Linked DNA regions of Homo sapiens: region 1 is linked to region 2. The links are chromatin loops, found by intact Hi-C in ENCODE. Cell type or tissue: PC-9. All regions are shown on one strand.

What was found. A loop is a pair of places that touch in the nucleus more often than their neighbours do. Peaks named below come from ENCODE experiments on the same cell type or tissue, not always from the same donor. Only the 100,000 strongest peaks of a DNase experiment are listed, where the experiment ranks them.
Region 1: a loop joins it to region 2, with 8 times the contacts of the local background. A loop is called at or near these places in 6 of 110 quality-filtered maps.

Annotation. Positions count from the first base shown.
Region 1 is chr5:170,808,089-170,812,088 of GRCh38, forward strand. GABRP (gamma-aminobutyric acid type A receptor subunit pi) reads left to right here. Exons shown (of 10, transcript NM_014211.3): 8 at 512-664; 9 at 1,480-1,667; 10 at 3,868-4,000. Among named protein-coding and RNA genes, the nearest start is that of GABRP, 26 kb to the left of the region's middle. In PC-9, a CTCF peak has its summit at 1,650 (motif pointing right); a DNase peak (open chromatin) is centred at 1,653.
Region 2 is chr5:171,205,049-171,209,048 of GRCh38, forward strand. It overlaps RANBP17 (RAN binding protein 17), which reads left to right. Exons shown (of 28, transcript NM_022897.5): 20 at 476-564. Among named protein-coding and RNA genes, the nearest start is that of TLX3, 100 kb to the right of the region's middle. In PC-9, CTCF peaks have their summits at 2,415 (motif pointing right) and 2,617; no DNase peak of the experiment used is centred here.

The sequences.
Region 1 (4,000 bases), 400 kb before region 2:
GAATACACTGCTAGATTCCCTAAGGATGGCCCTGAAGTAGTATAAAATCTGGGGTGCCTCTGAAATCATCAAAAATTCACTTATATTTAATAGGTCCATTAGGTCTATTCCATAGTATTCCTTGAGAAACAGATGGTCACAGGTAATCTTCATTAAACAGGTATTTATTGAACAACTACTTTGTGAGTGCAGAACTGAAAGATTCAGTGTTTGCCCCCAAGGAACTCACTGTCTAGTGAGGCAGACGTCAAGAAAACCAGTATTGATTGCACTGCTGTAGGAATACTGTGATTCAGAAAAGCCCAGGTTGGACATAAGGCAGGACAGCGCCCCTATAAATCCCATTCAATGCAACAGCAGTGTCTCCTGTGGAAATCATAATGACAGTTCATACATAACCAGATTTAGATCAATGACAGAGGGCTTAATGTACATATAGTTAAGCATCCCATAGAGAAACCACTTGCTACACGAACAGACACAATTTCCTATCTGTTGTTTACCCTTTCAGGAAATTACACTAGATTGGTCTTACAGTTTGAGCTTCGGAGGAATGTTCTGTATTTCATTTTGGAAACCTACGTTCCTTCCACTTTCCTGGTGGTGTTGTCCTGGGTTTCATTTTGGATCTCTCTCGATTCAGTCCCTGCAAGAACCTGCATTGGTAAGCAGCTCCAACAGGAGATTTCTAAGAACTGGCTTATCAGGTTACTTACTTTTTTTCCTTTTACCATTGTCTTCATTGATATTCCTAAGGCAGTTCCAAGAGTTGTTTTCTTGGGAGATTCTTTTACAGAGAAAGAAAGAGAGAGACAGAAAGAGACTACTTTAGGATTCTGGGTTTTTTGTTGTTGTTTTTTTTTTGGAGACAGAATTTCACTCTTGTTGCCCAGGTTGGAGTGGACTGGCGTGATCTCGGCTCACTGCAACCTCTGCCTTCCAGGTTCAAGTGACTCTCCTGCCTTATCATCCCAGGTAGCTGGGACTACAGGCATGTGCCATGATGCCCAACTTATTTTTGTATTTTTAGTAGAGATGGGGTTTCACCACGTTGCCCAGGCTGGTCCTGAACTCCTGACCTCAAGTGATCTGCCCACCTTGGCCTCCCAAAGTGCTGGGATTACAGGTGTGAGCCACTATGCCCTGCCAGGAGTGGTGCATTTTTAAACTTAAGTTTTACAGTGACAAGTAAGGGATCATTGTGCTTAGATGGTCTATTGTCAGTTCTTTTGCATATTTATCACCCCCTCCCAGGAGAAGACAGAACGTGAAACATTAAAAAAAAACACATCCCTCATATCTGTACAAAATGGACAAATCAACCCTATTCTAGAAGGTCGCAGACTTTTCAAAATGAGATGCATTCCATTTCTGGGTCTTGCCCTCACCCTGCCAATTCTCAAATGGGGACACTCTGCCAGGCTATGGTGGAGGACTAACCAGTCACTTTGTAGGAACATCCCCTGCCTGTTTTCCCAGGAGTGACGACCGTGTTATCAATGACCACACTGATGATCGGGTCCCGCACTTCTCTTCCCAACACCAACTGCTTCATCAAGGCCATCGATGTGTACCTGGGGATCTGCTTTAGCTTTGTGTTTGGGGCCTTGCTAGAATATGCAGTTGCTCACTACAGTTCCTTACAGCAGATGGCAGCCAAAGATAGGGTAAGAGTCTTGAGGGCCCTGTGTATGATCCATCACTGGTGCCGTGTGCTGATCTGTAGACATGGGCTGGACCTGGCTTCTATCCCCACCCCACCCGCAGTGATTCCCTGTGCTCCAGTGAGTCTTATCCTTGTTCAGGTGGGAGCAGCTGGAAGTCATGGTGCCCCTTGAAAAAGACCATTCTTTTCACCAAATACAATGAGATATTAATATGTTTAATTTTCCAGCAGAAAATATGTTATCTGTATGCAGCATAAAATCACAACCACAGGAGCAAGCATCCATGAAGAATCCAATATGAAAAAAACATGATCAGCTGCTTGCAAGTTTTATATTAATATATATTTACTATTTAATTCTTTTGTTGCATTATTTTGTCCTTAAATTATACAAGTAATGCTTTACTGAAAAATGTATGGAAATATTAGATTGTGACAAATTTCTTGGTGAGCATATTTTTCTGCTAATTGAGAAAAACTGTCATTATTTGGTTTAGCAATGGAACACTATAGTCCAGCTCTCTAAATAATAATAATAGTCATTATTTATCAAGCATTTACATGTGCCAGACACAGTAACAAGCCTTTTGCAAATACTATATTATTTTAAATGCTCATAACAACCCAATAAGGTTGTCTCCTTTTTTAAATTTATGAAATCTGATAACAAGAAGGGAAAGAGACTTACCGCAGGGGATATAGATACTAAGAGGTAGAGCTGGGATTCCAACCTAAACCTACTTGGTTCCAAAGCCTGACACTTATCCGCTATTCCCACTTGCAGAGAGCATTAGACCATGCTCTTAACTATCACCCTTTACAGGTTCATGGACCCCTAGTGTTATTTGGAAGCCAAATTTGATAGATAATGGCATTCTAAAGTTCATGCTAAGAAGCAAGAAAATGATAGGGATCCAGTTCAGAAGAGGTGCCCACCTTGAGCAAAGTGCTAGGACCACGGAGGATCTAATAGTGTAGAATGAGGAATCAAAATGACCCAAAGATCCAGTTGCTTTTTCCCTTGGGTTTGGCTACAGTGAGTAATGTTTCATAGTCATGTCATCCAAGCACCAAAGGCAAATGACCACGTGTGCCAGCCAAAGAGGAACATGGCTTTTATTTATTTTGCTCCCTTAGGCTTCCTTATGAGGGAGGAAGGAAGTTGAGTTACCTCCTCATCCCCCCGCCCAAGAATCTGGATTTACTAGATTGGCAAAATGGACATTGGTGAAATACTGACAGCCTCCTCTAAAGACACCAGAAAGCTCTTATTCTGCTGTGTATATGATAATCACTGCACTATGGAGTACTCACTGTGTCCTAAACATCCGTCAACATCTCCTTTAGTTCATCCAACAACACAATGAAATGAGTACCATTATTATCCCAATTTTACTCTTGAGAAATGTGCCACTAATTGATGTGGCACATTTCTCAAGGGTAAAATTGGGATAATAATGGTACTCATTTCATTGTCCTGTACAGTGATATGGTAACTCCCATAAGACCCCACACCTAGCAAGCGGCCTGGTCAAGGAACCAAACCACACTCTCTCTGACTTCACTACACTCCCACATTCCTGGGAGTTGACCCCAGCCATGTTGGAGAATGGCAACTCCTTGCAATGGCAGGGAGCATCACTATTTCTGCTTTGGTGGCAAAGCCTTTAAGACACAGCTGATTTCTATTATCTCTCGTAATCAGTTACTCCTTTCTCCCTGGAACAGAATTGAAGTCATCAAACACCTACCAGATGCTTTCCATTTTTTACCATTTAATCTTCCCATCAGTCTCAAGATGGCAATACCAATCACCATTTGGCAGGCGAGGAAATAAAGTCTTGGAGGGATTGAGGTGACTAAAGTTTCACAATAGTGAGAGGCCGAATGGAATTTGAACCCAGGTCCACTAACTTCAAAGCCTGAGCATTTCGCATCTGGCACACTGCTCAGGATATCCACAGTAGGCCATGTTTACTCCTCCTGTTATATATGCTGGTGACCTACAAATAGGTGTCTCCAAACAGGGCAACAGGAGCCCAAGCCTGGCTTATTGGCCAATTTCTGAAGCACTCAATGCCACTCTCTATTAAGCCTAATTATTCAACACTTAGGCCTCTAAACTTTTTATTAGCTCATTACCTACTTATTTATTTTGCTGAGTCAAGTCTTTTAAGCTAACTGCATTGTCTATGAACTAGGGGACAACAAAGGAAGTAGAAGAAGTCAGTATTACTAATATCATCAACAGCTCCATCTCCAGCTTTAAACGGAAGATCAGCTTTGCCAGCATTGAAATTTCCAGCGACAACGTTGACTACAGTGACTTGACAA
Region 2 (4,000 bases):
TTTATTTTGTCCTGAAGTTATTAAGGATATTCATTAGGAATTTTTAAATGCCAGTGCCTTTCTAGGATAGACTCTAAATTATGTTGTGGGGCCGCTTGCATGCAAGCCGATGTTCAAGATTTGCTGTTATTAAATAATGTCTAGACCCTGTACATATCTGTTTTGTGTAATTATCAATCCTCATCTTTTTTTTCAGATTTGGCATTATTCAGAAACAAAGTATATTAAGACTCTAAATGCTTAGCTACACTACTGGAATTATGACTTAGCTAAATTTATAAGAAGTAAAGTGGAGTTGATCAGCAGATTTGATGGTCTGTTTAAAGAGTCTGTGCTTTTCTGTAGAAAGAGGTCTGAACGAGACATTTTAGCTAATGAATCAAAATCAGATATGTGGTCATTATTGCCTGATTATTACTCCATCTGCTCTGCGCTAACGTGAAAATCAATTACTGTGTCTCTTTCCCACTGACAGCGTATGTTGATCGGGCTGGCAAGAGATCTTCGAGGGATTGCCTTTGCACTGAACACAAAGACCAGCTACACCATGCTGTTTGACTGGATGTATCCTTATTACACTGTGACAATACCAGCTCTGTGCACAGAGGGATGCCAGGCCCCTCGCTTTCGTTTAATAGTATGGCACAGTAGGGAAGAGGAAACAAAGCTAAATGAACTAATGTGTAATCAGCTAAAAATTACAGCACAGTGGCAGCAGAGCAGATAACTGAGCACAGTATTTGGAGACCCAGCTCAGAGAAGTCACTTTTTTGGTGCCGTTAAATATTGATAACTTAAAAATGACTTCCCCCAAATGATTGTTTATGTTGGAGTTGAAGGGATAATCTGGCTAACATCTTTAGGGATCAATGAATCCTACCATTTGACATTTTTGAGGGGAGATTTGAATCTCCATCTCAATTAGCAAGGCTGGGAAGATCATTTTATCTCTTCAAGGCCTAACCCATCATGCCACAGTTTTTCATTATCATGAAGATAATGAATGGACATGGAAAGGGAAAAATAAATAAGTCAAGGTTTGTCATTTGGTGTAAAATTTGAATTGACCTTTGCCAAGGGTTAGTACAGACAGGAAAAAAAAAAAAAACCCCCCACAGAAATGCCTTATCATGTAAGAGTTAAAAGAGCATAGACTTTGGTGATAGACAGACCCGGCTTAAAATCCCAGCTCTTCATTTACTGTGTTGTGAACCTTGGCAAGTCATTTCACCTGTCTGAGTCTTGGTTTTCTCATTTGAAAACAGATACAATTCAGTATCATGGTATATTGTAACCATTAAAATAGGTAAAGTGTACTCTGTATAATGTCTGGCACATTTTTGGTAGTTGTAAATGGTCGTTAATATTGTTCTAATAGTGTTGTATGACTTATGTTTGATCCCAGCAGGAAGTGATATTGTATGCAAGTCATCTAAGTGTTATATAATGCTTTCATGTCTTTTATGCATGAAACCATCAGAGCATGTGAAAAAAATTATATAATCTGAAAGCTAATTTACTTTTTAATCTAAACTATTTCTCAGTTACTTTTTTTAAACCCTCCTTATCCAAAGTTTCCTGTAAATTAAATTGCAATAGAAACTTCTTAAAGGTAACTGTCAACTACTATGCCACAGTTATGGCCAAAAATATAACTAATAGGGGATCTAGGCATGTTTTAGGGAGAACTCTACATATTATAAAAATTTTTAAACATTAATTTGATACTGACATATCTTTAATTATTATTAAAATATACTTCATCAGATTTATGTACCCAGAGAAGGGTTACAGATAAAATTTTTATGTCATTGAGTAATCATGCACATGGTTTTTATCTACATATAATATGTACAGAGATTATGAAATTTCAACATGGAAAGTCTTAAAATTCTCTTAACAGTGACAGTTAAACTGGAATTATATATGACCCTTTTATTTCTGCCTTTTTTTTAATTTTTAAGATACGGGGTCTTGTATGTTGCTCAGGCTGGACTCAAACTCCTGGGCTCAAGCGATCCTCCCACCTCAGCCTCCTGACTAGCTGGGACTGTGGTGCTACAGGTGTGCTCCACTGCACCCAGCTTGACTCTTTTATTTCTCTAAACATAAAGAGCAACTCTCAAAATCAAAATTTTCATTATTTGAAAAATAATAAAAGTCTACTTTGGGCACTGTAATATCGATGGTGATCTTGAAACCAGTCTACAACTCTAGGCTATCTAGTGATTAACATTTCATGTTTTTCTCTTCAACAGTTTCAACCAAGAGTCAAGGTCAGAAACCTTCCCCTCAGTGTCAAAGAAGAACTATCTGCCGTAATTGATACTGCCCAAAATTTAGAGAAGATACTGTATTGTTTTCCATTTCCTTATTTAGCTCCTTTGGGGGTAGCGGGGGAACCTTTCTGAAATGAAACTTTTGTCCAGCAGATGGCAGAAAATAGCAAACGGAAAATCTTGGGACTTAATGTTTTCTTGTGAACTAGAAACCTTTGTCTCCTCCATTTGACCATAGATGTTGAAGTTATCAGGGTCAGGGGCGGAGAGAAGTGTCAGTTATGCCAGAAGCTGTGTTAGATTGCCAAATGGGGTGGTTTGGTACTGGCGTTGCTTATAATAATTGAGTTTCAGTAGCAAATCAGCTTCCTTGGGAAAAGGCCAAGGGCTTTTCATAATTGTATTGACAACAAAATGAATATGATAAATGGTGTTCATTCAGTTGAGACAAGATTTATAGTTTTCCTTTGGGCGAGGGATGAAGAGCAAATATTTATAATAATAGTAAAATTTGTTTAAAAGTTATATTATTTGATAATTCAAAAAGCTTTATTAAAATATTTTGAAATACTTTAAGCAGTTTCAGGTGATAAAGTACAGATTCTTTTCAAAGTATTCAAGTAATGCAAAAATGAATAAGTATGATAAAAAAATGCCATGGATATGAAAGTCATTTATTTTTCCTGAAATATTGATATGTCAAACCGTCAGTGATGATTTCCACATTACTGCTGGGGAAAGTTTATTTGCCTTTTATCCACATAAATGTGTGTTCTTTAATTTGTTATACAATCCTTAGCATGCAGAAGAAACATCCTGTAAGAGCACATGTCATCTTAAAGTCAAAATGCATTTTATTTATGGCGATTATTTGATAAAATGCTATTTTAGTGGTTAGCTATTTAATTCAAAAACATTTCTATAAACACTGACTGCATTAACTGCCACACAAACTACATTGCTTTTCACTCTGTCCTTCCAAAACTAAATTGCCTGAAACTACACAGCAACCATCTTGATAAATGGTTTCCAGGGCTGGAGAATTGAAGGAAGATCATTGACATACTTCTTTGCCCCTATGATGGGAATGCAACAATAAGAAAACACCTTAGCTTGCAGTGCATCTGATCTCCTTGTTTAAAATTTTCCTAGATCATACTTAAACTGAAGTATCAAAAATCCAGAGGGAAGTTGGGAAAAAAATTAAGAATTTGTATGACATTATTTCCTCATATGCAGTCTTTTAACTGTTAAAATCTGATCATTGAACTCACTGATTTTTAATCAGGAAGTCAGTGCTGTTATACAGTGGCAAGGCAAGATAACAAGATACATAGAGGAGCACAAACTTTGGAATAGGACAGTCCTAGATTCCAGTCCTGGATTCACCACTTAAACTGTGGGTCTTGAGTAAGCTACTTAATATCCCAGAATCACAATTTCGCTTTCCATAAAACAAGACTAATAAAACCTATCTCACAGGTATGTTGTAAGAAGTGTCATGATTCTGTGATTATGTAAAGGGCCCAGTACAGTGGCTGACATAAAGTAAATACTCTACAGCTGTTGTTAGTTCTGTTCCCTGATACATAATGAGACAAAGGAATCCCATTTGCTCACTTATTCAGCAAAGTGGGCTAAGGGCTGTGCTAGGTTCATGAGGAGTATAGATACTACCCCAAACAAAGTCAGTTTCTTATTTACATAAATTACTATAATCA